Regions from separate parts of the Mus musculus genome. Here regions 1 and 2 are each linked to region 3. The links are chromatin loops, found by intact Hi-C in ENCODE. Cell type or tissue: heart. All regions are shown on one strand. Each heading gives the region's core, and the rest is flanking DNA. Links, peaks and the distances in the headings are about the cores only.

Region 1 (9,745 bases), core at 3,068-8,067, 260 kb before region 3:
GTATGTTATATATATTACATATATTATATATATGTATGATTTTATATGTGTGTGTATACACATACATGGGCCATTTACTAGACCTTCTTATGCAATGTGGTCCAGGTAGCCTAACAATGGCTATATCATGTTGGAAATACCAAAATCTGGTAGTTGTTCGGTCCTTGAAACCGAATAATATCAGCAGGCACAGCCTAGTGCTGGAGTCAAAAGGAATTCCTAGAGCGATGCTGGCCTTCAGTCTACATTGGGGATCCTGAAGAGGTTGGATTTAATACTGGCTGCAGTCACAGGATAGGTGAGCTACAGAGTAAAGGCAAGCAGGCAGGAAGCATAGTTCCTCTCTTCCATACCCTTCTATCTGGATTGCCACCAGAAGGTGTGGCCCAGACTTAGGGTGGGTCTTCCTGATTCAAATCATCCGATTAAGGAAATCCCTCTTGGGAGTGCCCAGCACCGCGGGTTCTAGATGGTTCTAGGTACTTGACAGCTGAGATTGGTACTCAGATCCTTAGCTGCACTTTGCTTGCTCCTTCCCAGAAGAAAATCGCTGTCCAAAGTCCTTCTTTGAACACATTTACATACAACCATATAAAGCAATACACTGATTAGCTCTGAGCATCTTACCATGCTGTGACTCTCCTCCGACATCTTGAAATAGCAAAGTGAATGTTGCCGATCTCTTCCTACGTGAGCACTTCACAGGCATGTTACCATTTGTCCTTCTCCATAAATAATCCAAAGAAATACATTCTATGTTACTCTTGCTAGGCACATAAGGAAACTTAGCTTCTCCTGGGTTACCTAATGTCAGAAGTCAGTGAGAGGTGAGACCTGCCTAGAACACAAGTCATGGCCCCCCATGGTGATATTTAATCCTTTCCTAAATGTCACAAATTGCATGTGGCATGATCTTCAAAGCGCATTCATTGAATTCAATGACTTGGATTTGAACCAGTATCACTGAGCTATCTTTATGCAATCTAAATGAACAGTCACTATATTGGTTCCTGAGTCTGCTTCCTCATCTGTGAATTAATAAGGCTGAGAGTTCTGCCCTCAAATGCCCATTTCAAAATTTAAGTGAGATATAATTTACCGGTTAAAGAATTACATTTCCCTAAACCGAGCGGTGGTGGCGCACGCCTTTAATTCCAGCATTTGGGAGGCAGAGGCAGGCAGATTTCTGAGTTCAAGGCCAGCCTGGTCTACAGAGTGAGTTCCAAGACAGCCAGAGCTACACAGAGAAACCCTGTCTCGAAAAAACAAAACAAAACAAAAAACAAACAAAAAACCCACAAAAACCAACCAAACAAACAAACAAAGAATTACATTTCCCTGTTTCCTTCTCAACAATGAGTATCAGTTGAGTCAATTCAACAATGGCAACAGTAAAGTCTGTAGAGCTGGCTCAGTCATTAGAAGCATTTGTGGCTTTTCCAGAGGACCTGAGTTCAGTTCCCAGTATCCACATGGAACATCTCATGACTGTATGCAACTCCAGAGGCTCTGATGCCCACTTCTAGCCTCCGCCAGCACCCATTACTTATGTGGCCCACACAACCACATATACATGAATAAAATATAAAATACTTGTTATAAAAACATGTCAAGTGTGAAATGGATAAAGGTGAAAATTCTGTCTCTCGGGGCTGGAATGTCCCGTGCTGGACTTTCTGAGGTGGTGTGCATTTGCCCTGATGGTGACAGCCTAACAGGAAGGTGCCAAGGGCAGGGCTCATCCTACCTGACCAAGCACTGCAGCAGCTGCTAGCTACAGGTGTCCCCTGAAACTCCAATGCAGCAGTACTGGGAAGTGGTACCTTGCAGACAGTGTCGTGGATGGATTCGTGCTGCGTAGGAAAGGGCTCGTGGGATAAATCACACTCTTAGTTATGGGGACATTGTGTTTGTCCCCACATGTATTAGCTCACCCATCTCAGACTCGCCAGCCTTCAGAATTCAGAAAATCAATTTCTACACGTTTATGAATTCCCCAGTCTCAGGTACCATAGCAACATAAAGCAGACTGAAAGAACAGGTCCAGGGGTAACACGGCAGACTCGGTTCCCGTGGAGATGGGATTCAGTGAAAGGAAGAGATGATGAATAAGTGACCAGACATTTCAAAGAGCAGAAAGTGTCATCAGAAATAAAACGAGAGGTAATTGTACTATGTATTGAAGGTGAGGAGAAACTACCTCAGAGAATGCGGGCCCATCTGCCTTCTCATAGGAGACATCTTACCTCCGTCTGAACACTGGGGGACAATCTTCCTCTATGACCCCACACTGAGAATGAGAGATGCGCAAGGCAAGACACGGAACAGCAGCTGAGCTGCGGAGCAAACAGAACTGAGCCCAGCCAGCCCTGCAAGTCAGCCATTCTCACAGCGCACAGCACTTCCCAGAGGAGTGGAAGGAGAGAAGGCAGATCTCTGTACCCGAGCCAAGAGGGCCATTAGCACAGCGGCTACCCTCTCAGAACATAAACTCCAATGATGACATATGATGTGATTACCACAAAACAGAGAACACCAGTACCAAAATCCAGGAGCCAAAAGATGTAACACAGGAGAGAAGCCCAGGCCTGGTCCGGTGCTGGGAGCCTTTCTTGGGTACCATGAATTGTGAGGTTCAGAAGCCATTTTGGAAAACTGAATCCTAACAACCCGCCCACCCCTGCTGACCCCCAGGCTCTTGGAGGTGGGAAGCAGTAGCGGTGTGCTTTCTAGAGTACGTATTCTAAAGACTGGTGTGTTTCTTCTCATTTTCCTGCCACTTGAAGCAGTTGGTTGCCTCTAGACTGGACTCCTTGCCTGCAGTTTTTCATTCTCGGCCAACACTTACTGGGCACCTGCACAGGTCCAGGTCTGCTGCCAAGTTTCACTGACTAGTAAGAACCACAGGCACACGGGGCACCCTCACGGAGCTTCAGATCCACATCCCTGCAGAGTGGTGTGTGGCACCCAGAGAAAGCCCTTTGAAAATTGGAGAAGATGGCACAGCTCCTGTGGGTTAATGGAGGATATCACAGACCACTGTTAAAGCTGGAGTCCTTGGCCATCAATGGGTCTCCACTGCCTAGGGACACGAAATCATGATATCTGAGTCCAAGCCTGTTCCAGACTGACTTCCCATCCTATAGCCTCATGAGCAAACAACATGAAACTTAGAACTCCGTGCACACAAACATACAATACCACACCTCCATTTTCATACCCCAAGACCTTGGCTATTCTGCCTCTCTCTGAATCACTCTCTCTCTTTTTGTCTGTTTGTAAACACTCCTTAATTCTTTAAAGTTCCATTTTAACCTCTAAAACCTATTCCTGAGGGTAGTTTAGCATCCCTTCCACTGCCTACAGGAAGGTTTCCCAGCAGGAGCAAGGCGTCTAGGCACCCCATTATTAGGCTTTATATGACCCAGTCATCCAGTGCAAGCTTTGAGCCATTCCTGATCACCAGAAATTCAGATCCAGTGGCTCAGAATTCAGATCTCAGGTTTTGAGTCAAATAAACTCAGTTAGGCCTCATCCTGCTGTCCACCAGCTTTGTGACTTCAGTTTGCTTTGTAAAATAGAGAAAGATACAAATGATTATTAGCTAAGACACAGCACGTAAAAGTCTTACCATAGTATGTCATATCTGGATAGTGCTCCACCATTTGTAATTGGTATTCAAGTTTCATTGTATCCTGATTTGAGTGTCTGTCCGTTTATGCGGCCCACCCCTCTCCTGGTTGAAAGTAACTCTTGAACTACAGTATACTGTTTATTTAGCCTGTGTCTCCTAGGGACATGAATTCCTAGATGCAAAGAGTTGTACCCTAGCTCTAGATCCCAGGGTGCATCATGGTATAGCATCACCATTTACAAGCTGTTAGATTTGGTCAAGTCAATCTGCTTCTGTTGCCCTCCAAGTCAATCTGCTTCTGTTGCCCTCGATTGTTTGGGGTATAAAATGGGCAGAATGATGCCTACTGGATAAGGCTTTTCATGTACAATCAAGTGACAACATTGGTGAGAAGTAGTTTGGGTAGGGAGGGGAAGGCCATTGTTAGTCTGATTTTGTTGCCCAGAGTAGGAAAGAGCCATTGTTGAGGCCTATGACTCCATGCACAGTCATGTACTTGTGAGTTCTCCATGACAGACCATGTCTCTCAAAGTTCATGAATTAGAAACAGACTTCTTAAGACACTGAAGCAGGCAATATCTATGGAAGGCATTAGCTCACCATGGTTCTATAACTCATAATGGACAATGCCCACTGTAACAGAGCTTGATGTTAGAAGGTTCTCTCTTTCTCCCTGTCTCTCTCCTTTCCTCTTTCATTCCTTCTCTCATAGAATAACATAGCAAAAAGGCCTTTGCAGACCCCTCTGTGTTGGACTTTCCTGCCACTCCAACAATGACCCAGACCATTTCTGTTCATGATGAATTGCCTAGTCTGTGGCATATCCCATTATTGCATGATAAATTGACCTGAGAGCCTCTCCTGGCTACTTTTCCCTACTAAGGATCTCTATGTGCCCCTCTTGTTGAACCTTCTCTGGTGACTTCAGAAGTGATTTCATAGTCACCCACACAGCAGCCCCAGCCTCCCCAAAGATGAGTCTGTGGTGTGCATATTAAGATAAAATCTGCTCAGAATGCTCACAGCTGGTCACACCACAGTCCCCTAAAGACAGCTGGAGGCATGGAAGAAGGGCAGGCATTGTGGCACATGACTGCAGTCCCAACATTTGGAAGGTGGAGGCAGGAGGAGAAGCCGGCTGTGCAACATGAGACCCTGCCTCCAAATGAGAGCATATGGGAAGACTGGGTAGGCCTTGTGCAAATTCAACACATTTTATGGGAGAAATCTGAGCATCTTCAGGGTTTTGTATCAAGTTCCTAGAACAGATCCCCCCATGGATAACAAGGAATGGCTGTCAATTTATTCCAGAGAGTAGTAATGACTAAAGAACTGAAAGTTGATTGTCCGTACAGCAAAGGAAAATTGTAAATAAAGTCAATGATATCATGATATGATGCTATTGTCTACGAACGTATTGGACACACTTTAATTAAACACATGGTCAGAGATGGCCTCCTTGACAGAGCGGCATTTGAGTTTTGAGCTAAAACACAAATGACTAGAAGGATTCAGCCCTGTGAGAGACGATGATGAGGGTGGCAAGCAAAGAAAATAGCAACTTTTTTTTTAAGCAGCTCAGGGTGGAAATTGAGGTCATTGGAAGGGAAGTTGGTGACTCAGAGGACAAGTGTTGGTGTTAAAGCTGCCAAATGGGGCCTTTGAGGCTGCGAGGAAAATATGGAAATCAAATGAGCAGTCGCATGAGGAAAAGGGAGTCCCCTGCCTTTGCAGTTACAAGTGAACAACTATTGTGTGCTAGGTGCTGGAGATCCCGAGGAAAATGTGGACCCAGCTTTTACAAGGTCGGTAGCTGGGGTGTAAATAATTATAATATACGACCAAACATCTAGTAAAAAGATTTATAGGGTGACCCTCCAGCAGGAGAGATTTCACTGACACTAGAACACTTCACTTTGTGGATTAAATCTAAGTAGTAAGGTTGCTGCCAAAAGGTACGAGACCTGGGTGCTAAGGCCCTGGATGAGTCTGCTCAGGGTCCTGTCTCACGTTGAGAACCAGGAAGACTCGGTCTTTTGCTAGTGAATGGCCTTAAATATCCTATCTTCAGAAAGATCTCCCTGGGGGACGGTTAATGACACATCCGAAGGAGATACCAAAGACAACTGAGCGGAGCCTACAGCTGAACAGGTAGGTGTACAGATATGGAGAGAGGGGGAAAGAGATTTCCAAGTCGAGATGTCCTAGCAACAGACACCCCCACCCCGTGTCCACAAACTTCAAGACAGAGCTACGAGTCTAGGGAACTCCCCTGTCTCCCTCTTGCCTTCCCTGCCGTTTCTTCTGCCACTCGCTGTTGTCCCAGCAGCCAGCCCCCGCCTCCCTTCTCAGGAAGCTCGGGTCTCCCTGGGAGCCTGGCTGCCCTTGGGGGAGGCCTCTGAGCTGTGTGCCCTGCAGCTCCGCTAGCTTTCGGGGTGACATTAGAGGGGCTCTGCGCCCCCCGCGTGGCTCGCGCTAAGCCCAACAGGAGGGAGCCTCTCGGCGGAGGAGTGAGGAGGACGGGAGGGAGAGGCGCGCCAGAGCCTCGGTCCCGGGCGCCCTGGTCGGCCGCGGAGGAACTGCAGCCTCCAACAGGTTCGTAAACCGCGCTCGCTCAGCGTCGCCAGCCGAGTGGCCCGGGGAGACCCTGGCCGAGGGCCCGCGCTGTCCGTAGCCCTGAGCGCCGCCGCTCCGGCCTCTCCCTCCGCAGCGCTTTCTGTCCCCCCCCACCCCCCGCACCCTTCCACACCGCCCGGGGGACAGCTCCCGGCTCCGGCGGGGCTCGGCGCGCAGCGGGTCCGAGCGGCCCCCGGGGCTCTGAGCTCTCTCACGGGGACTCGCCGGGACGCGGCATCCCGGCCGCGACCCACGGAGCGCAGCGCCAGGGCCTGAACGCTCCCGGGGCGAAAGGCTTGCCCTGTCGGGGACTCCCGTTCCTCCCCGAGCGGCAGCGCGGGCGCGCTGGACCCAGGCCTAGTCACCGCTGCGGCCCCATCCTGGGTCTGCGGTCCCCGGGGCCTGGCGGAGCAATGGCGGGGCTCAGCTAGGACTGGGAGAGAGGGTGGAGGGGACCGGCACAGGAGGGTCCCCGGCTCCAGCGGGGCGAGCTGGGCCTAGTCTGCACTGGGAGGCAGGAGTGCGCCGCCCCCCTTTCCTGCAAACGGCCACCCCACCTCCGGGTGGCGGACTCGGGAGAGACCAACCCAGAAGCCTGCGGCTGCTGGCTGCCACCGCTGGTCTGCCCGGAACATCCCTAGAAAGTGTGAGGCTGAGTTTCCGTCGGGGAGGAGGGGGAAGGGGCTGAGAAACAACAGGGAAGCCTCTGGAAGGAGCGGGGCAGAGGCAGGCTCCCCTCCTTCTGGTCCAGGGCTCCACCCCCACCTAAAGAAAAAAAATCCGAGCTTGCCAGCAAGGGAGGAAGCCGAAGCGACCGGGGCAGCAGGTAGCAAAAGGCGGTTTTGCTCTGAGAGAGACTACAATTAACGAGAAAAGAGGCTGAGCCTGAGAAGCTGGGAGGTTCCCAGACAGGGAAGCCAGCTCCTGGGCAGAAAACCAACCAGAGAAGAAAGATCTCCTCTCGGGAGTTGAAGCTGGGAGGGCCCTCGTGTCACGTGACCCTCTAGTGCTCTCAAAGATTCTCTCGCAGGCAGACAGGGCCTAGGGAGCAGAGGTGTCCCCTAAAAATCACTCAGCAATTTAGTAGTAGAATTGAGCCTAGAACCCAGGCAGGCTCCTTAACTCCTGGAACCATACGGACCCAGACGCGGAAGAACAGGTGGCCTCTGCTCTGAACCCAGCCTCAACTTTAGCATTTGGTAGCACACAGCGACGGATAAATAACCTCCTGAAGCCTCCTTGACTATTCAAGAGGGGTGATAGCGTGAGCAGTACACACTGGGTTAAGGCTTAATGTCATAGCTATGTAGTGAGTTTAGTGCGGTGCCTGGCACATTAGAACTGAAAATAAATAAACCGAGTAGCTGTCATCATTAATTATTCCTTCTGAAAACGTGTTCGGGGACACATTTTGGGAGGATGAAGAAGTGCCCCAAGGATGCCACAGGCCAGCAGAGGAAGCAAAAAGTAAAATTAAAATATGGTGTGATAAGTACTCAGGCTAGTAAACAAGGCTGTGGGACTTCGGAGGCAGGAGTGTTGGATTGTGGGAGAAAAGAGATGGCAGACAGATGGAGCTGTGTACAAAGGCCTGGAGGTATGAAATTACAGCTGCCCGGGTGATGTCACCATGTCAGAAGGTCCCCAGGATGGAAGGCTGAGGCCAGTCCCCAAAGTGCCTTTTCTGGATGGAGTGTTTCAAGTATATTTATAATAGAGGGGGAAAAAATAGGAGCTAGGGACGTGGCTCAGTCTTTAGGGCAGCAGTGGCACATGTGCCAAGCCCTGGGTTTGATCCCCAGTGCCACATAAACCTGGCCAAGGAACACAGGACTGTAATCCCAGGTGGAGGCAGGAAGATCGGGGATTCAAAGTTATCCTTGACTACAAAGTGAGTTCAAGGCCAGTCTGTACCTCAGGAGACACTAGAGAGGGAGGGAGCAGGGCAGGGGGATGACACCGCCCAGCTTCAGTAGCTGACCAATTTAACTTCCCCTATACCTATATTCACTCTCATCACACATACATACATACATACATACATACATACATACATACACACATACCACACATGCACTGGGTACATACACATACATACACCACCACCACCACCACATACACACACCATGTACACATACCACATATACCACAGACATCACACCACACACCATACACACACAACACACAACATATATCACACACTCACCACCACTACTACCACCACATATATACCACCCACATATACACAATACACACCATACATGCACACACCACATACACACACACCACACCACATACACAGCACACACACACACTGACTTATTTTTGAAAAAGCCTAAGACATCACGTAAGACTTCATATCATTGTATGCAGAGATATTTTCAACATCAGTAACCCCTTTCTGTCACCCAGACATCTGGGCCACCTTAGATGTTATTAAATCTTGACTGTCCTGCCTCCTCTGGTACTCTCCAGTTCTCAGCAGGAAGTTTTAAGGAATAAGCCATATTGTGCTGACACATACATTAGAAGAAGCTACTTTGAGAAGAGTCAGAAGATGACAAACATTACGCAGACAGAATTGTATGACGATGGTACACCAGCCAGTGTCCAGAAAGAAAACCAAAACACTAATAGAGTCCTGTGAAGAAAAACTGAGTTTCCCCTTCAAGTGGCCTTCATTGTGAATTCATACAGTGGGGGTATGGTGATCAATAAGTCACTTTTACTGAATCATGGGCATCCCCTGTATCTTTGAATGGATCACACATACAGCTTTTCAGCTCACTGTTTGCCTAGATGTGTGCTTTGGCTTTCCTGGTACATGCAGAGTATGCTATTTCCTTCCCCCACTCTAAAATAGGGCAGGGGATGTTTACCCGGTCTCCGGGATGAAGGTTGTGTGTGGCAGCTAGTCTTTGAGACCTGGCAAGCTTCCTTTGTAGGCTTTAGAAGTGACTTGAAGGTAGGTTAGTGGTACCAAGCCTCCAGCCGCTGTGCTTACTTCCCAGGTGGCTCCCTGGTTCTTGTTAGCAAAGGCCTCTGAAGTTAGGCACCCATACTCCATCTCTGTGGAGTTCTGCTCCTGATAGGATTACCCCAATGAACATGAAGCCTTTTTCTCCATTTGCCCTGAATTTGGCCACACCTCCCTCTGGGCTACAGACTACAGCTCCTTTGATGTAGTCAATGAGTAGTATTTGGCCCAGGCTCGGGCAGAACTCAGACTTCAGTGTCTCTGTAGAGTATAAAGTCTCTCCAGTGACTGCTGCAATGTGACAGCTATGCTGAGTGGCTGTGCCTTCATTGGGCTCTGGTGTTCTGACTCAGACGTTAGTATTTTTCCCTTTTCAGGGAAGCCCCTGGTCTGTGCAATGCTGTGAAAGATAATATTTCATAAGTTACCCTAAGTTAAAGGAAGATAAATGAGGAAACAGGCAAGGAGCTCTTAACATCCCCAATGAGGGGACATCAGCAGAAAATAGCCAATGAGCT
Region 2 (9,745 bases), core at 3,176-8,175, 63 kb before region 3:
TGCACACATTAAAACATAAAGACACATCGTTTTTTGAAGTCTTAGGGTATATAGGTTGTTTCAGGACAAACCCAGGACGACCAACTATTTGTGAGGATATAACATCCAGTTAAGGAAAATAACTTCAGGGCCCATAGTCACCCTACCTTGTTGGCAAGGTGCTCTTCAGAAATTCCTGTGTCAGGGACTCTGTACTTCCCACGTTTTAGGCAGCATCGCTGAGGAGAACAATATACAGACTCAGAACACGGCCTTACCCCAGTTTCATGCTGGAAAGTCGTTCACTAATATTAGTCATCTTATCATAGACTCTTTAGCAAAGCAGCGGTCATTTGAAATTTCCCAATTAGTTAATATGTCTGTGGGCGACTGTTGTACATCAGATGACAAGCCATTACTTCTTCCCAGATGAAGGAAATGAGGGATGTTCTGCCTTTTCACTCACTTCCCACAGAGCAAGGTTAAATACACTATTCATCACTCTTTTTTCCCAGACTAAGAGTTTGTGTGAATATATTGACCCATGGACTTGGGTGAGTCTCTGATACTCATGGGAGTAAAGGACTGGCAATAAAGAGGGTTGCTGAGATGGAAGCTTCCTTCTGTCCCTGCTGTCCCTAGTCCCCAGTACAGCTCAGAAGGTGGCTGGCATTTCTCGAGAAGCTCCTCTGGATTCGTCAACAATCAAAGATTGTTCGTGTCCCTGGAAGACACTGGTGGGAGTATCCAGGAGAAAGAGGGTGAGCCTGTAATCTCTGAACTCAGGAACCTCAGAAAGCAACAATGTACACAGAGTGCAGGTGAAAGCCACATCCGCACAATAGGAGAACTGTTGCAAGAGAGAAAGCAGGGTGAGCATCTTCAAGGGCGGTATGGCAGAGAACATTCTTTCTCCTTTGTTTTCTGGGCTTGAGAAAGGCAGGGAGAAAGGGAAGAGACATCTCCCACTTTTCCCCTAAGAGCGATTATCGGCCCAAACTCACCTGTACTAAAATAACAGGAAAAGCTATGGATTAAACAGGAGATGAAATATTTTAATGGATCATGCTGAAGTGTTAACACCTGGAACCACATGAGCTAAAACCACAAGTTTCAGTACCTGAAACCACATATATGACTCTTGGACTGGGGTTACAGTAGGGTTGTCTTTGGGGAAATTGCTACACAGAAAGCAAGAGGATTTCTAGAGAGAGTGGTAGTGGTTATTGGAGGAGAAAAATAAAACTGTCCTATATGTATGCTTCACAGGTTGATGACTGTAGACGACCAGGATTTTCTAGTCTGTTTCCCTTAAAGTATAAGCACAGAGAGACCAGGACTTAGGCAATGACCTAGACTGGCATAGCCTTTCAGTGAGTAAATATATTTACTCTATATCTAGATATAGACGTATCTAAATATCTAGATGATCCAAAAATCACATAGTAAGATATGTCTGTCTTTATGTTTAGTTCACAATGTGCTTGGGGACGGAAAGTCTGCATTTCCCTCAAACCCATACACAGAATCCTTAACCTTCAATGTGCTGGTCTTTGGAAATGGAGTCCCTGGGAGATATGTATCCTAGTTTACTTTCTGCTGCTTTGGTAAATACCACGACCCAAACCAACCTGGAGGGTGGGGGGAAGGGTTTATTCTATCTTAAAACACCCAGGCAACAGTGCATCACTGAGGAAGTTCATGACAGGGATTCAAGGAAGCAACCTGGAGGCAGGGACTGAAGGCTGAGCACGGAAGAGGCTTGCTCTCCCTGGCTTTCTCAGTGTACTTTTTTTTTTTGTAGAAGCTTTTTAGTTTATTTGTCCTCTCAGAAATCTGCACATCACAGCAAAACATCAAGTCACCGCAGATCTACTCCTTTGGCTGTATCCAATCTCCACTCACTGCTAGGTATTTCATTTCTTTTTGCCAGCACCAACATTGGCCTTCGCCGTGCCCCTGACCTTCTTCATTCTGTTCTTGCTTGCGTTCCTTTCGCTGTTTTCAGGAGGTCTTTTTCTTCTCATAAAGACCATGTCTTGCGAGTCTGCATTTAGGCTCATTCTTCTTTGCATAATCTAAAGGATCATAGATCATGCCAAAGCCAGTGGTCTTGCCACCACCGAAGTGGGTTCTGAATTCAAATACAAAGATGACATCTGGTGTGGTTTTGTACATTTTGGCCAGCTTTTACCGAATTTCGGTCTTTGGTACTGTTGCCTTCCCAGGATGAAGGACATCAATGACCATCTGTTTCCTCTGAAGCAGTCGGTTGGTCATGAACTTCCTGGTCTGGATGGTTCATTCATGATGGCTACGGCGCCGGAGGTGGAGAGCCTCAGTGTACTTTTTTTTTTTTTTAGATTTATTTATTTATTATATGTAAGTACACTGTAGCTGTCTTCAGACCCTCCAGAAGAGGGCGTCAGATCTTGTTACAGATGGCTGTGAGCCACCATGTGGTTGCTGGGATTTGAACTCTGGACCTTCGGAAGAACAGTCGGGTGCTCTTACCCACTGAGCCATCTCACCAGCCCTCAGTGTACTTTTTTAATATAGCCTAGGACCACCTGCCCGGGGGTAGCACCATCCACAGTGAGCTGGCCCTCCCATAGCAATCATTAAACAAGAAAATGCCTCCACGGATGTGCCTACAGTAGAGACAACTCCTCTGCTGAGGTCCCCTCTTCCTTGGTGACTCTGGTTTGTATCATATTGTCAAAACAAAGCAGCAAGGAGATGCAGGTTAGCTGATTTAGTGGGATTGGTGGCTTAAGAGGAAGAAGGGGAGACCTTTCCTCTCTCAAGTGACCCACATAGGATATGTAAGGACAGAGCAATAAGGTGGCCCCATGTAGCACAAGAGAGAAAATCCTCACCAGGAACCAAATGGACCAGCACTGTCTTAGTAAGGGTTTTACTGCTGTGAACAGACTCCATGACCAAGGCAAGTCTTATATAAAAAAAATACAACATTTAATTGGGGCTGGCTTACAAGTTCAGAGGTTCAGTCCATTATCATCAAGGTGGGAGCATGGCAGCATCCAGGCAGGCATGGCACAGGCAGAGGTGAGAGTTCTACATCTTCATCCAAAGGCTGCTAGTGGAAGACTGACTTTCAGGCAACTAGGGTGAGGATCTTATGCCCACACCCACAGTGACACACCTACTCCAACCAGGTCACACCTATTCCAACAAGGCCACACCTCCAAATGGTGCCACTCCCTGGTCCAAGAATATACAAACCATCACAAGCACCTAACCTTCCTCTAAGTCTTGGAGAAATAAATGTCTGTTGTTTAAACCACACAGTCTGCAGTGTTTTATTCCAGCACATGGTGCTGACTACAAGGTTAAGAGACCTAAGGAAAAAGGATGCATACATACTTTTGTTTGTTTGTTTGTTTGTTTGTTTGAGACAGGGTTCTTGCTGTGGGGCCCAAACTAGCCTCAAAGCCTGCATTCTCCTGTCTCCACTTCCCCAGTGCTGGAACGTCAAGAATGTGATACCAGCTGCGTTTACACACTTTCCTAAAGACCAATTTGGCTAGTGAACAAAAAGGAGTGGAAAGACATGCCATTTCAGAAGATTGGGCCTGAGGTGACAGTAATTTAGCCAGAGTCACAGCAGCAGAATCCAAAGGAAGTGAATGGCAGGAGGTAAAAGACTTGAAGCAGGAACCAAGCAGCTTGCTCATTTGAATAATTGCTGGCTGATAAGCTTGCCACTCAGGTACACTAGAGAATACTGAAAGAGAGCAGCCTGGGTTTCAGTTTTGGTTTTGAAAGAAGATAGTTTTTGGTGGGGAGAACAGAGGTGAGTTTAGTTGTAGATAGATGCCTAGAAACATGAATATCCATTTGGAGATGTGTAAATGGAACTTTAAGGACTGGACAGGACAGGGCTGGTCTGGAAATAAACGTGTCGGGTGGGGAGAACATCAAAGATGGTCACAGAAGCCTCAGAGTACTTGAGACTATATGAAGGGAAAGTAAAGAGTGGAACGGCCCATGGCGAAACGCTGAGGGGCATGGAGATATAAGGACTGGGAGCTGAAGAAATGGTTCAGTGGTTAAGAGAACTTGTTCTTCCAAAGGACCTAGGTTCAGTGCCCAGTGCCCACGTGGCTCACATCCACCTATAACTTCAAATCCAGGAGATTCAATGCCCTCTTCTGAACTCTGAAGGCACCAGGCATCTGTGTGGTGCACAAACATACATGCAAGTAAAACACTCATTTGTATAAAATAATATTTAAAAATCTAATAAAAGCTTAAAAAAAAAACCAAAGGACTAAGAAAAAAAAATAAAGATTTAAGGGCTGAGTGGAGGAACAAGAGGCAGTTAGACGCTAGAGATAACTGATTAGAAAAACCACAGTCAAAGAGACAGGGGTATAGCTTAGCCTGTATGGAGTCCTAGATTAGATTCCGTGTGTGTGTGTGTGTGTGTGTGTGTGTGTGTGTGTTGTGTGTGTGTGTGTTGAGATGGATGCTTGATAGCACTACAGGAAACTTACTTTACTGTATCCCTTTATAACAATTCACCCACTGGACCAAAACATCTGAAACCTGTGGTCAAGCTATTTGCCCAACAGGCCAGTGATCTCTCTCCTTCCCTTCCCTCCCCTTTCCCTCTCCCCTCCTCCTTTTCCTCCTCCTTCCTCTCCCTTTCTCTCACCCTGGCTGACCTTGGCCTTTCAAGAGCTAGGATTCAAGGCAAGCACCGTGATGCCTGACTCAGAGCAGTGAACCTTCAAGTGTGTTCACCAGACTCTAAGCAATGTCAATATCACCTAGAAACCTGAGAGAAATACCAATTTGGGGCTCACTCCCAAAACTCAGTTTCTCAGTCAGAAACACTGGTGTGTAGTCCTGCAAACTTTATTATACACTCTCTGGCTGATTCAGAAGTTCACTAAAGATTAGAAAACACTGCATCACACGCTGCTTAGACAGCACACAACAGCTTTGCCTCTAGGAACTCCCCCCTTTTTGTTAAAGACATTTTATTATTCTATTTTTTGAAGTTACTTGAGCATAAGCAGCAGGGTTTTGTCAGTATTGCACATTTTTAAAATAGCCATGGGCCCTATTTTGATTTAATGTCCCTACCCTTCAACAAAACAACCAAAGAATTCACTACTTACCCATATTTCCCTCTGATGGGGATACAATTTTATCCCTATATTTTCTGCTTGCTCACAGCATTGGAGTATACGGGCACTCTGGGACCTCATAGCTCTCTGTATGTGCCTTTTCAGTGGTTTCTGTCAACTAGAAACTCAACAAACTCTTACATCTGACAGTTTAAATTCCTGCGACACGTATTGTTGGTGAAACCGCAAATCGGCACAACTTAAGACAATTTGGTACCATTTGTCAAAATAACAATAAAAACATAGATTTGATCCAATAAACCTGCTTCTGGGAATTTATCCCACGGATTTACCTGCACACACAAGAGTGGGTATCTCTCCCTTATCTCAGCCAGAAGCCCCAGTCAATAAAACCCTAGGTTCAGGTTACCCTTTTCAGCCCCTCAGGGCTTCTTTAACCCGAAGGCGTCACTGCTCCTTCTGCCAGGTGCAGGCTCCACTACCGGGTCAATTAAATGCGCTATCAGAGGCTCCATCAGCTCACTCCAGTCCTCACACCTGCAGCCAGGGGCTCGTCACCAGCACTGCCCACTGTGATCGGTTGAGAGCGGCGGCGGACAACCTCTCAACCTCAGCGTTTTTCAAGCCCGCCGACCATGCGGCCCAGCCCCTCGGTTCTATCCCTCCCTTTCCCTCTCTTCCCTCTCTCTCCTTCTCTGAGGGAAAGGGAGCCTGGCTCCTCCAGGGTTCTGTGACACTGCCCTGACCCGGGCGCGCGGCTGCCCCCGAGATAGGCGGGGCTCCGAGCGGGACCGGTCCTCTGGAGGCGGGGCGCGGTGGGGGCGGGGCAATGGAGGGGGCGGGGCCGGCGGGGTACTAACCCCGGTGTCTGCGACGCCTTCGCTGCAGTCGCTTCAGCAGCTGGAACCGGAGTCGGAGTCGCCGGGGCCGCTCGCCGCTCGCGCGTGGCTCCGCCGGGCCCGTAGCCATGGAGGACTTTATCGTGATCTCCGACGACAGTGGCTCCGAGAGCTCGGCCGGGACCCGCTCGGGCAGGGCGCGGAGGCTGCGCCGGGCCCTGTCTCGGACCCCCGGCGCGCTGCCCCGCCGAACCGTGGTGAGTGAATCCACTGCCGCTCGCCACGCCCGACGGGAGCCGAGCGTCGCCCCCTCGGGGCCTCAGCGTTGCGACCCTGGCTCCCCGCCGCCGTGTCTTCCCGCCTTTGGCGGCCTCGGGCCTCGAGGAGCTCGGTGGCGCCGCTGGCAAGGCAGGCCTCGGGCTGGCCAGCGCTGAGCCCTACAGGGTTGTGCTGCGGAGCCGGCCGAGCACATGGGCGACACACTGAGCACCAGTGCGAGCTGCCAAGCGGTGGCCGGCGGTGGCCTCCGGCCCGAGCTGGCTCCAGAGCTTTGGCAGCGGGAGGAGTGGGGGGTCCTGGCCAGGCCGCAGCCGCCACCCGGACCTCGAGGCGGGCGCGCGGGAGCGCGTAATTGTTTGGCTTATGATGGGCACAGATGTGTGCAAGGAGGTAACAGGAGCCCCGGCTGCGAGCGAGGGAAGCGCCGCCCTTGGCATGGTGGCGGCTGCGCTGCAGGGCCTAGTTCTTGAGCTAGGGCCCCGATTTTTGAGTTGTGGAGAAGGACAGTTAATTTTGCTTTGCAGATGCGAATCACATACAAAGCCAGGGGGCGGGGCACTCCCACCTTTGTTTTTCCTTCGGTTCTTTATCTTTGTCCCTGCTCCTGAAGTGATGGAATAAAAATATCTGTGGTCTCTGGCTTTCTAGAACTCTCCACAGAAATTTAGTGACCTGACCCCTACCATGATCTACATGCTGTGGCTTCAAAAATCAAGGGATCCTTCTCTGTTCTTCCTAATATGTGTCCTAAATCAATGTCAGCTACTCTATAAGCGTGTAAATCACATTTTGAGTGCTCATTCATTCTAAGTTGCCTTTGGGAAGTCTTCCTACACCCAAAGGTAGGTGTCTTAGGATTACTGTTGCTGTGATGAAACACCATGACCCAAAGCAACTTGGAGAGAAATTGGTTTAGTTTACACTTCGCTGTTCATACTAAAGAAGTCAGGACAAGAATTCAAGCAGGGCAGGAATTTGGAAGTAGAGGTTGTGCAGAGGCCGTATGGTGAAGCGATGCTTTCTTTACCGGCTTGCCACCTCTGGCTTGCTTAACCTGCTTTCTCACAGAAACCAGGACCACTAGCCCGGGGTGGCTCCACCCACAATAGGCTGGGTCTTCCCACTGCAATCACTAGTTGAGGAAATGCCCTACAGACTTGTTTACAGCTGGATCTTAGGCTATACATTTTCGATTGAGGTCCCTTTCCCTCAGATCACTGTAGCTTGTTACAAGTTGATGTAAAACTAGCTGGGACAATATGTGTTCTCTCTCTTTAAGAGAGGAACATAATTTTTGCATTTTTGTATTATCTAGCTTGTAAATATACCTTTATAGCTAGTTTATCTTTCTTCTTTTTTTCAAGACAGGGTTTCTCTGTGTAGCTCCGGCTGTCCTGGAACTCATTCTGTAGACCAGGCTGGCCTTGAACTCAGAAATCTGCCTGCCTCTGCCTCCCAGATATTGGGATCAAAAGCATGCGTCACCACTGCTGGGCTGCTAGTTTATCTTTTAACAGTACCTTTATTGTGGTGTGATTCATCCATATAATACGTTGGGTTGTACAACGTTCATAGTTACTAAATTGTTTACTTCACTCTGATAGGAAACCTTGTTCTTGAGGTCCACAAACATCTTTGGAAAAGTGACTTTTCACCTCCTTGAATTATAAACGTAATTTTAAGTAGAGATATAAAAAAAATTGCTGTTCCATGTATATAGTAAGTATCCTGGCACATGGTAGTTTATCAATTTCATGTTCTGACATTTTTAAAAAAATGATTCAGCTGAGCCTGTTTGCTCTTGCTAGTGAAGACAGCGATGGGACTGTCTGTAGAATAAGTTCCTTACAAAGGAATATGTGCTACCCCAGTTTTTAATTGGGTTTTCTTGATAGCTTTTTTTTTTTTTTTTTTTTTGTTCTTTATATGTTGTGGATAGTAGACTTCTATCAAATATGTAGTTGTTAAAAATCTTTTCCTGCCAGGCTGTGGTGGCATATACCTTTTATTCCAGGGCTTGGAGGCAGAGGCAGCTGGATCTCTTAAATTCAAGGCCAGCCTGTTGTACAGAAGGAGTTCCAAGACATCCAGGAATACACAGAAATCCTGCCAGCACTAAAAGTGTTCTGTTCAAGAAGTCTCATCCTGTGCCAAGAAATTCAAGGCACTTCTCTTCTATTCAATTCAGTATATCTGGTTTTCTGTTGAGATCTTCAATCCATTTGGAGTTGACTTTTGTGCATGGTTGTAAATGGGAATGGATCTATTTGCATTTTTCTACATGTAGCCGGCCAATTTGACCAGCACCATACATATATTGATGTCTTTTTCCTAGTATATATTCTAGCTTCTTTATCAAAAGTCAGGTGTCCTTAGGTGCGTGGACTTATGTCTGGGTCTTCGATTCCATTCCATTGATCAACTTGTGTATTTTTGTGCTAATGTCTTGTGGGTTTTAGTACTATAGCTCTTTAGCACAACTTGAAATTGGAAATAGTGAGACCTCCCGCAGTTCTTTTACTGTTTGGGAATTGTTTTAGCTATCCTGGGTTTTTCTGTTTTCTCCATATAAAAAAAGGAGATTGGCCTTTCAAGAATTGTGTCAGGGGCTGGAGAGATGACTCAGCAGTTAAGAGCACTGACTGCTCTCCCAGAGGTCCTGAGTTCAATTCCCAGCAACCACATGGTGGCTCACAACTATCTGTAATGGATGCCCTCTTCTGGTGTGTCTGAAGATAGCAACAGTGTACTCATATTCATAAAATAAATAAATAAACCTAAAAAAAAAAGAATTGTTTTAGATTTTGATGGGAATTGCATTGAATCTGTAGATTACTTTTTTTTTTTTTTTGGTTTTTTGAGACAGGGTTTCTCTGTGTAGCTCTGGCTGTCCTGGAACTCACTCTGTAGACCAGGCTGGCCTCAAACTCAGAAATCCGCCTGCCTCTGCCTCCCGAGTGCTGGGGTTAAAGGCGTGCGCCACCACGCCCGGCTTGTAGATTACTTTTGCTGTTAATCCTGCTGTTCCATGAGCATGGGAGATCTTTCCATCCTCTAATATCTTCTAATATCTGCCAGAGTTGGGGGCCACTTCCCTGGATGGAGGCGACTGCAGGTTTCCAGGGAATGCCTGCTGGAGTTGGGGGCTTGGATAAAGCAAAGAGTGGTGGGAGGGGGGAATCTGTGTGATCCACAGGAAGTGGGGGGTGGGAGTGGGCACAACAGGTGTAGCTACCTCACCTGGGGATGAGACTGGAGGACTGGATTCAGAGGAGAGGTAAAAATCTGCCATTAACTAAATGTTTTTTCTTTGTTTTTGAGTCAAGGTTTCTCTGTATAACAATCCAGGCTGTTCTTCAACTCTCCTTGTAGACCAGGCTGGCCTGAAACTCACAGAAATCCTCCTGCCTCTGCCTCCTTATTGCTTGGACTAAAGGTGTGTACCACTACCACCTGGCTCCAAAAATTTTTTTCCTTGGCCTTTTTTTGTTTTGTTATGTTATGTTTTTAATAAACTAAATGAGCTCA
Region 3 (9,745 bases), core at 2,439-7,438:
AAAATTTCCCGGTGTAAAATTTCATTTAGTGCATAAAAATCTGACTACATAAGGGAAAAGGTATGCATACAACATAAATTAATTTCATATTTAGACTTGGTCCTTTCCCCCACTACCTCATTGTGTCTATGCAAATATTCTAATAATACTATAGCTGGATAACAGAGAAGCTATAAAGAGACAAGCAGGACTCATCAGAACTCAGGTATGCAGGTTCTGGAGTTTGGCTTCTTAGTTGGGGAAGCAGAGTCTAGAAGAATCTCTTGTAGATAACACTACTATTCAAGTTTTGGATTGGAAAAAGGGACAGAAGATGTACAAAGGGAACAACTGCTGCCTGGTTTTGTAGGGACTGAGAACCACGGAAGCTTCTGGAACAGGAAGAAAAATGGGGTGAGTTTGCCAGAAGCCGTGAGCAGGGTGAGGTACCTTGTCAAGATGCTGATACTTGCGCTCTGGAATCACTGGCTTCCAGGGGATGCTGCCCATGTCCGATGGAGGAGGAGTCATGGGCGCAGGGTCCTCTAGGGCATCATCATAGCTGAATGCCCGACGGCACATCCCGATGGGCAGGGACATCTTGCCTAGAGGCCCGCTGGGAGCAAGAGCTAAGAACAGAGATACCTGTCAATATGGGATGTCAACTGAACAGACTTTAAGTTCATCTGTAGATAAGAAAGCTGTGACACTTAGGGGACAGCTAATCCATTTAAGGGAGTAATAACAGCCCTGCTATCAGTGCTCATTGCCTTCTTTGTCTACTACACTGGCTCAGCAACACAATCCTGTTAGACAAGGTCTTGCTACGTAGTCCTGGCTGGCTAGTACTCACTATATAGCTTGCACAGCTGGCCTCAAGTTCTGCCAGTCTTCCTGCCTCAGCTCTACCCAAGTGCTAGGACTACAAGCACAGACAACCACTCCAGGGCTTCATCAACTTTTACAGAATAAAGAACCTGAACCTCAAGTTACTGTACTTAGCCTATGCAGAGTCACAACTTCAAAGCACAATTTTCAGTCAAAAATCAAACCTATCTCAAAACTCACATGCTAACTCTCAGTCATACAAGACTGAGGATAGAAAGTGACTAAAGGTATCATTCTATGTTTTCTTCCCTCAGTCTGTAGCCTGTCACTGTCTCATTTGATGAGGAAACTAAACCCTAGTGATGAAAGGAGCTGCCTCAGTTCATAGAGAAAATGGCTAGCTAGCTGAGGCTCGACCTAGTTTATCAAGAGCCCTGCGCCTTCTGTGTCCCCCCTCCAAAGAAAACTACAAGGAACAGTTCCTCGTCTGGGGCCTGGCATGCCCTCTAGTTCCTAGCTTTCTGAAGATTTAAACGTCTCCACCACAGGCATTACTGACAGGCACTCTCATCAACACCGCCAGCTTGAGCCTGCCATTCCTGACCACGACAGCTGACTGCTGGCACGTCCAGCTGTGACAGAGGCGTCATGCTTCAGCTGTGTGTACTCTGAGCTGTGCCAGAGCAGAGAGCAGGCTTCACTTGTCTGGTCACTGATCCAGAACCTGCCTTCAAGGTGATACTTTCCTGTTACATAATCGCACTCGTCAAGGTAGAAACCTGCCTGGCAGCAAGGCTCAAACCCTGCCAAGTTTGACTTAAACAGCAAGGGGACCCAGAGCTACCATGTGACCATCACCAATACTAATAACTAACAAGCCCAAGAAGTTACTAGTTGCCAAGGGCCAGGGAGAGGGCAATGAGGTGTTTCTCCTAATGGGTACAAAGTATTTCTGGGGGCATGAAAATGCTTTGTAAGTAGATTAATTTGATGGATGCATAACCTTATGAACACACCAACCATGAAATCACCCACTCTAGGTGAATTTACAGTATGTACATTGCTATCTCAAGGGAAAAAGACATGCAAACACAAATGACCTGGCACTGAGAGCCCTCCTTCTATCTACTCCTCTCTAAGTAAACTCTTTCCCATTTCCCAGCTCAGGAAACCGTGCTACGGAACCTAAGCACTACCACACGGCTAGCAAATGCGCAGGAGACACTGAGCCAGGGCTCACTCCTTGCTGCCAGCTACAAAGCCTTAAGCTCATGAGCACACACATAGCTCTGCATGGTGACAAGGGCGTTAGAGAGTCCAGTGTAAGTGGAAGACACACGTGATGGTAGAGACAAATGGTATTAGGGTACATGGAGGAAGCTTCCATTAACCTGCCTAACTGGGGAGCGACTTCAAACAGTGTCTAACACCTTGTCCAATGGCTTCATAAAGACAATAGTAATAAAGCCGCTGGCATCTACTTTTTTTTTTTTTTTTTTTGGTTTTTCGAGACAGGGTTTCTCTGTGTAACCCTGGCTGTCCTGGAACTCAGAAATCCACCTGCCTCTGCCTCCTAAGTGCTGGGATAAAGTCGTGCACCACCACTGCCTGCCCAAAAACTTTTTTGAGCCAGGTGCAGTGTACATGCATTTTAATCCCAGAACTCAGGAGGCAGAGGCAGGAGGATCTCTGTGAATTCCAGGACAGCCAAGTCTACAAAGGGAGACTCTGTCTCAAAAAAAAAAAAACAGTAGATGTAGATTTAGCAGCAACTCTGAACTTCACTTATGATTTCGCCTTTAAAGACAGCACTTGGGAGGTAGAGGTGGTAAGATCTCTGTGAATTCAAGGACAGCCTGGTCTAAATACAGAGTTTCAGGACAGCCAGAACCACACGGAGAAACCCTGTCTCTGGAAAAACAAACAAAAAGTGTTTACTCTTCACAAAAGACACTTATGGCAAGAGGCTGTAAGCCAAGGTCAGGGTGTATACCACGGCTGAGAAGGTGATGACCTAATACTAAAGAAGATCAGTACTAAGGATTCTGAGAAAATAAGCTCTCTGGGGGATGTGGGTGGGGGTACAGACTTAACCAATAAGAACTTAAGTTTACCAGGCACTTCTGGTTGTCTTGAAGCCATTGAAAGACAGGGATCCAGGTGTTTTTTTCTATACGTAATTCGGAGCTGAGTCCCTTCCACCTAATAAAAATAACATAGGGCATTTTCTTATGTTGCACAGCAGAGGGTCATTCCAGTGCTCTGACAGACACGCAGAGACTTATGGCTGGTAAGTAAGGTTGACACATACACACGCTAGAACCAATGAGTGACAAACACACCCCCGGAAGGATAAAGTCCACTAGTTTGCCAGTATCCTATGGCTGGCTCCTCTGAACACCCGAGAGGAGAAAGCCAAACCTCAGTTTAGACAGACACCTTACCACAGTGAAATGACGCCGGACTATGCAGACAGACAGATGTTAATGAGGAGCATTGCCCAGCTTCTGCAAATTAGCGAAGCTTCTGAGGAAGGGTCCATCCAGAGGCTCTAAGTAACAATAAACAAGCAAGGTTGGTACAGCGCCCCTAAGTCCACCGAACATCCGACCACTCCCCAGCCGGATTACATAGCAGCCTTTCCCCTTGGCAGAAATGAGCTATGCCAGCATAGAAGACCAACTCGGCATCACTAAAAGTCATCGCATTCTCACACAACCCTTGTCTTGAAAACAAACCCGCGGCGCTGCACAGCAGGCATTATTGGTCCAGATTTTTGTTCAAGTTCACTGCGGTCCTAGGGACATCCGCAAGCCAGACACACGCCCTTTCCCTCTCCCTTAGCGACCCCAAGCCCACGACTCTCTCGCAGGAGGTGCAAAACAAAGCCTCTGAGATGTGTAAAGCCAATCCCGACCTTCCCACGGTCCCACCCCTCAAGGCGAAGCCGGCTGGTTCGCAGCGAGCAGATGCTCCGAGGCTCACTGTGCGGGTCTTTCTGGTGTCCCTCGAGCCCCGCTAGGGTGGAACAGAGCCCCCCTCCAGGCCCCCCAGGCCGCGGCGCCCCGGAACTCAGGCTGCCCCCAGCTCCGCCAGGCCGCGGTCGGTTACCTGCTCGCCCGCCGCCTGCGGCCCGACTTCCCGCACTAAAGAGGCTCCGAGGCTCCAGATGGCCCAAGAGGCTGCTGGGCTGAACAGAGCAGAGCCATCGTGAGAGCGCGACGAACGCTCCCCTACGGAGGACAGTCGCCGGCCGGCAACCGAACCCCCAAACCACCCCGAGACTGTCGCAGGTCGCGCGAGACCTGACTCGAAGATCCGCGGGGCATGCTGGGAGTTGTAGTCCGAGATCTGAGCGTGCCTCCGTACCCACCACCACCGGAACACCTCCCTGTAGGTTGAACTCTAAAAGGGAATTCCACGGGGTTCCCAGAAAGGAGGTCACCTGTTTCCAGCACTTCCTCTGCGCTTTTTACTTGATTACAGAATTGTGGCACTTGGAGGCTGAGGCAGGAGCATTGCCTGAATCAAGGAGTGTGGTGGGGGCTGAGGATGAGAAGGGGGGAAAGAATGAAGATTGATGGCTGGAGATGGTTCAGTTAAAACAGTAATTACTGCACTTGCAGATGACCTGGGTTTGTTCCCAGCACCCAGGTTTGGTATCTCACAACCTCTTGTAGTACAGCTCCCAGGGTCTGCTGCCCTCTTCTGGCTCCCAAGGACACCGCAGTCGGTCTCCCATTCCCACATACTTGAATTTAAAGGGGGGAGACCCATCCCCCACTTTGCCAGACTCTCATTGCTTTATCAGGAAAGCAAGCTCAGGCAGCCTGTTAGCAGGTGGTGGCTTCTTGCAGGAAGCTGCAGATGTGGCACACAATAGACTTTACCTAGATTGGAAGACTCCACCCTAGGTGGGCTAGCCAACTGTGGCAGAAACAAAGTCTGATTCTGCCTGCTCAAGGCTGGGGGGAAGGGCACAGTTCAATGAACCATGAAGCCAGGTAGGCGCCTTCGTGGGTCGTGACCCACAGGTTAAGAACCACTACCATACCTCCCACACACAGAGAGGATCTGATAGTTAATCTTTCTCCCTTTAATTAGCAGTGGAGTCAGGCGGGCTCCACACTAGTACAGGACTAAATACAGGAGCATCCGCCTCCCCGGAAATGGATAATAACTATGAGAAAAGTGGACCTGGAGAGGTAGCCACTCAGAGGTCTCAAAAACACTTCCCTGCTCTGCTCCATGAGAGAAAGCTGAAAACACCCACACTCAACTCTGCTCCAAGTCCAAGGTTCACTGTCCGCTCAGGAAGAATCGGAGGGTGTTAAAAGATGGGAATACATTTGACTTTGCTTGCATTCTGTTAGGACCAAGACTGGGCCAGGAATTCATGTCTTCTGTAAGCTGTATACTTCATTTGTGAATAACACACTTGATTTGCAGTGTGACACTTGAAAAAGTATTCCCAGTGTTTTTACTTTACTGCTCCTGGGAGGAAAGGGTGCAGATCAATTCTCACATAAAAGGTTAAACATGGGGACGGAAGTGAAGGCTCCTCAATGGAGAACACTGGCTGCCGTTCCAAAGGACCCAGATTCAATTTCCAGCACCCATAGGACAGCTCACAGCTGCTTATCACTCTTCATCCAAGGGGTCCAATGCCCTTTTACAGCCTCAGCATGTGAATGACAGACAGGCACACATCTATGCAAGCAAAACAAACACAGGGCTGGAGAGATGGCTCAGTGGTTAAAAGGACTGACTACTGTTCCTAGAGGTCCTGAGTTCAATTCCCAGCAACCACATGGTGGCTCACAACCATCTGTAATGGGATCTGATGCCCTCTTCTGTTGTGTCTGAAGACAGTGACAGTGTATTCACATACATGAAATAAATAAATTCTTTAAAAAAAAAAAAGACAAACAAACACACACACATTTAAAAAACAAATCTTTTATAAGGTTAAAATGTCTTTTTTTAAAAACAAATGAAATATTTTGAAAATATCTTGTTTTAAGATTTATTTATTTATTTTATGTATGTGAGTACATGTGATTGGCTACTATTGCAACTGGTAGATCCTGAGAGAGAAACCGAGGCAGGACAACCAGGAGCAAGAGACCTCAGGTGGCAGTGAGCACATTGAGAACGGACTCTTAGGAGAGAGCTTCAGTGAGGCAGCTCATTTAATGGAGGGAATAAACGCTATTTAAACCTTCGAGGGGATGGAGGCTTTCAGGGTGAGTGAACATCATTGGCCAGGGCCAGGGTGCTAGGGATACCTCATTACCATGAGGAAGGATTCCAGGTGCTACTGTGCGGCTGGACATGACCTTATAATGGCTGTCTTAGTCAGGGTTTCTATTCCTGCACAAAACATCATGACCAAGAAGCAAGTTGGGAGGAGAGGGTTTATTCAGCTGACACATCCACATTACTGTTCGTCACCAAAGGAAGTCAGGACAGGAACTCACACAGGGCAGGAATCTGGAGGCAGGAGGTGATGCAGAGGCCATGGAGGGGTGCTTGCTGGCTTGCTTCCCCTGGCTTGCTCAGTTTGCTTTTTTACAGAACCCAGAACTACCAGCCCAGGGATGGCACCACCCCCAATGGGCTGGGCCCTCCCAGCCTTGATCACTAATTGAGAAAATGCCTTATAGCTGGATCTCATGGAGGCATTTCCTCAAGGGAAGCTCCTTTCTCTGTGATAACTCCAGCTTGTGTCAAGTTGACATACAAAGCCAGCCAGTACATAGGGTGAGGAAGTTTAGCCTGGCAACTCAGGCTACATAACCTCCTGGGGGTGGGGGACAAATGTGGGAGTGCAGGGCTACTTGTGCTGGGACACACAGGCTTGATCATACACTCCTGTCCATGTCAGACCCCAGATTCTGGGGTTTGGACATGCCTTGACCTCACTCTTGTTCCGGGCCTGTTCTCCTTGGTCCCACAATTCCCTGGCTTCACATTTGGACATGCATATTTTAGAATAAGTATTAGTTAATACTGTGGAGAAAATAATCAGATCAATAGTAATAACTTAAAATTAACAAATAAAAAGACAATGAATCCTTTGGTCCAACTTTATGTCTGTCTACGTGTGTTTATGGAGTGTCTGCCTGTGTTTATGAGGTGTCTACATGCATGCTTAGGATTGCCATGTCCTGTAAATGACACCAAATTGGTTTATAAGTGAGTGCTCACTTAAACTGAAGGTGCCCAATTAACCTTCATTCACTTTAGTTCACACTATCAATGGAATTTCAAAACACAAGTCTTGGCTTTCACAATCTACACAGCCTCTGGTGTGAACACAATGATTAGACAATCCTGAGACAGGGAAATCCTGCTCAGGGTATCACGTTCAGGGTCTGAGCACCAGGGTCGTCTGTAGGGCAATGACAAAAACTTTAGAGGAGGAGCCTCCTCTGAGGGGAGGAGCCTGGTCTGGGGGTGGAGCCTGCTCTGCCCCACTGCCACCGCCAGCTATTTGCTTCAGCAGGCAGGTCTTTCTGCTGGAGGGGTGCTGCTTCCAAAAAGACAGAGTGCCTGCTCTCTGAGTAGGGAGGCTTACGTCTTTGGGGCTAATGCCAAAAGTCAGTGGGCCGTAGCCCAGGAACTACTCATGCTTTTTGTTCAAACCAGAGTTCCTGTGGTCCTTCCTGTGGTCCACATGGGCAGAGCTGTAGTATGTGTCAGCTGGTTATGCCCCACATTGGCCACCAGATTAAGCCTTTGCTTGAGTTTTAGCAAGTGGTGTTGTCTACGTGCTGTTTTACAGCCTGACTGATACGTCTATCATGGAGTCATTTGTGCTAAGGCCTGGAAACCTCTTACAGTACGTATTGCAGCACATGAGTGCCTGGTGTCCTAAGAGGTCATAGAGGGCATTGGATTCCCTAGAACTGGCATACAAGCAGTGCCATGTGGGTACTGGGAATGGAACCTGGGTCCTCTGGAAGAGGAGATAGTGTGCTTAAATTTTTATTTGCATTATTTTGTATGTGTTGATATTTGGCCTGCATGTACGTCTTTGTATCATAAGTATCTCCTAGTACCCATGGAGGCCAAAAGAGGACATTGGAATTCCTGAAATTGGAGTTACAGACAGCAGTATGCCACCTTTTGTGCAGAGACCCAAACTGGGTCCCCTGGAAGAGCATTGCATGTTCTTAACTGGTAAGCCATCTCTCTAGTCCTGCAAATTAAATATATTTTTTAAATGATTAAAATAGAGGACAAGAAGCATTCATAACTGGGTAATCTTGGTCAGAATGTTAGCTAGTTGGCCATTATTTTAAGTGTGACTCCACAAGAGGAACCAAAGGAGCCCCTGTTGCCTGGGAGAGAGACTGTTTCCCAGTGGTGCAAACTGGCCACCAAGCTTACTGCTCTGAGGGGGAGGAGCCTGCTCTGAAGGGGAGGAGCCTGCTCTGCAGCACTTTCTTGACTTTGTGCCCCACAAGCAGGAGGGGTGCTGCTTCTGTAACCCTGGAAAGTAGAGTGGGAAGAGAAAGTCTCAAGAGGTGACTGTTAGTTCTTCCTGGAATCTAGGCTGAATGCAGATTTAAGAAAACGACTTCAGGGGGGCTAGAGAGTTAAGAGCTCAGAAGGTAAGAGCACTGACTGCTCTTCCAGAGGTCCTGAGTTCAAATCCCAGCAACCACATAGTGGCTCACAACCATCTGTAATGGGATCTGATGTCCTCTTCTGGTGTGTCTGAAGACAGCTACAATGTACTCATCATTTATAAAATAAATAATTATTTAAAAAAAAAAAGAAAGAAAGAAGGAAAGAAAGAAAGAAAGAAAACTTTTCGGCCTTATTCTGCCAGATACTGAGGCCTAGTGAAGAAGCCTGAGTTTAGAGACCTGTCTTGTTCAGTTCAGTACTGGAGTGACTCAGCACGACCTACTTCAGCCTGTATCTGCCTAGCTACCACAGATGAGTCAATTTGTTTTGTTTTGTTTTGTTTTGTTTTGTTTTGTTTTGTTTTGTTTTGTTTTTCGAGACAGGGTTTCTCTGTATAGCCCTGGCTGTCCTGGAACTCACTCTGTAGACCAGGCTGGCCTCGAACTCAGAAATCCGCCTGCCTCTACCTCCCAAGTGCTGGGATTAAAGGCCACCATGCCCAGCGAGGAGTCAATTTTTTATAGGCTCCTTGAGATCACTTCACACCTTCGTCATCTCACACCATCCCATACATCATTTCACCCCATACCCTCTGTCACTCTTCCCCACACCCTACGCGTCATCTCCCCTCACCAAAAAATCCCCACCTCCAGACTGAGTGTGGTGGTGCATGCCTTTAATCCTAGCACTTGGGAGGCAGAGGCAGGCAGATTTCTGAGTTCGAGGCCAGCCTGATCTACAAAGTGAGTTCCAGGACAGCCAGGGCTATACAGAGAAACCCTGTCTTGAAAAACAAAAACAAACAAACAAAAAGGCAGTTCGAGGGGACTGGAAAGATAGGTCAGGAGAACACTGACTGTTCCTGCAGAGGACCCAAGTTTGGTTCCCAACACCCACATAGTCTCCATAATTCCAGTTCCAGAGGATCCGGTGTCCTTTTCTGGCCTCTTTGGGCATTGATCCTGACTTTTTCTTTTCTTTCTTATTTTAAATTTTCATCCTTTCATTTGAACTGATCTAAATTTCTAATAATTTACTTTTATTTTATTACGTTGGTGTTTTTTACTGCTCGCATGTCTGTGTTAGGGTATTAGAACCCCTAGAACTGGAGTTATAGACAGTTGTGAGCTTGCCATGTGAGTGCTGGGAATGGAATCCAGGACCTCTGGAAAAGAATCAGTGCTCTTAACGTCTGAGCCATCTCTCCAGCCCTGACCTTCTCTTTGGAGGCCTTATGCCTGTCTTGTCAGTGAGACAAGGTCAAAGAAAATGAGAGGCAGTGCCACTGGTGAACTCAAGC

The links. Peaks named below come from ENCODE experiments on the same cell type or tissue, not always from the same donor. Only the 100,000 strongest peaks of a DNase experiment are listed, where the experiment ranks them.
Region 1: a loop joins it to region 3, with 1.9 times the contacts of the local background. A loop is called at or near these places in 1 of 42 quality-filtered maps.
Region 2: it touches region 3 in a loop (2.0-fold over the local background); 1 of 42 quality-filtered maps calls a loop at or near these places.

Annotation. Positions count from the first base shown.
Region 1 is chr13:54,296,620-54,306,364 of GRCm38, forward strand. The region is part of intron 2 of LOC115488208 (a long non-coding RNA gene); the gene reads right to left. It also overlaps a transcript of Cplx2 not described here. Among named protein-coding and RNA genes, the nearest start is that of Gm40955, 18 kb to the left of the region's middle. In heart, for the core only: CTCF peaks have their summits at 6,189 and 6,814; DNase peaks (open chromatin) are centred at 5,302, 6,072 and 7,102; H3K4me3 peaks cover 2,404 bases; H3K27ac peaks cover 2,541 bases.
Region 2 is chr13:54,497,810-54,507,554 of GRCm38, forward strand. Simc1 (SUMO-interacting motifs containing 1) reads left to right here and starts at 5,996. Exons shown (of 10, transcript NM_176987.4): 1 at 5,996-6,195. The coding sequence starts at 6,067. LOC115486438 (a long non-coding RNA gene) reads right to left here and starts at 6,505. Exons shown (of 3, transcript NR_168901.1): 1 at 5,960-6,505; 2 at 147-218. It also overlaps the pseudogene Gm2830. In heart, for the core only: no CTCF peak of the experiment used is centred there; DNase peaks (open chromatin) are centred at 5,922 and 6,502; H3K4me3 peaks cover 2,109 bases; H3K27ac peaks cover 1,399 bases.
Region 3 is chr13:54,561,264-54,571,008 of GRCm38, forward strand. 4833439L19Rik (RIKEN cDNA 4833439L19 gene) reads right to left here and starts at 4,119. Exons shown (of 9, transcript NM_133797.4): 1 at 3,919-4,119; 2 at 3,252-3,358; 3 at 2,922-3,009; 4 at 430-608. The coding sequence starts at 2,949. In heart, for the core only: a CTCF peak has its summit at 4,509 (motif pointing left); DNase peaks (open chromatin) are centred at 4,108 and 4,588; H3K4me3 peaks cover 1,961 bases; H3K27ac peaks cover 1,678 bases.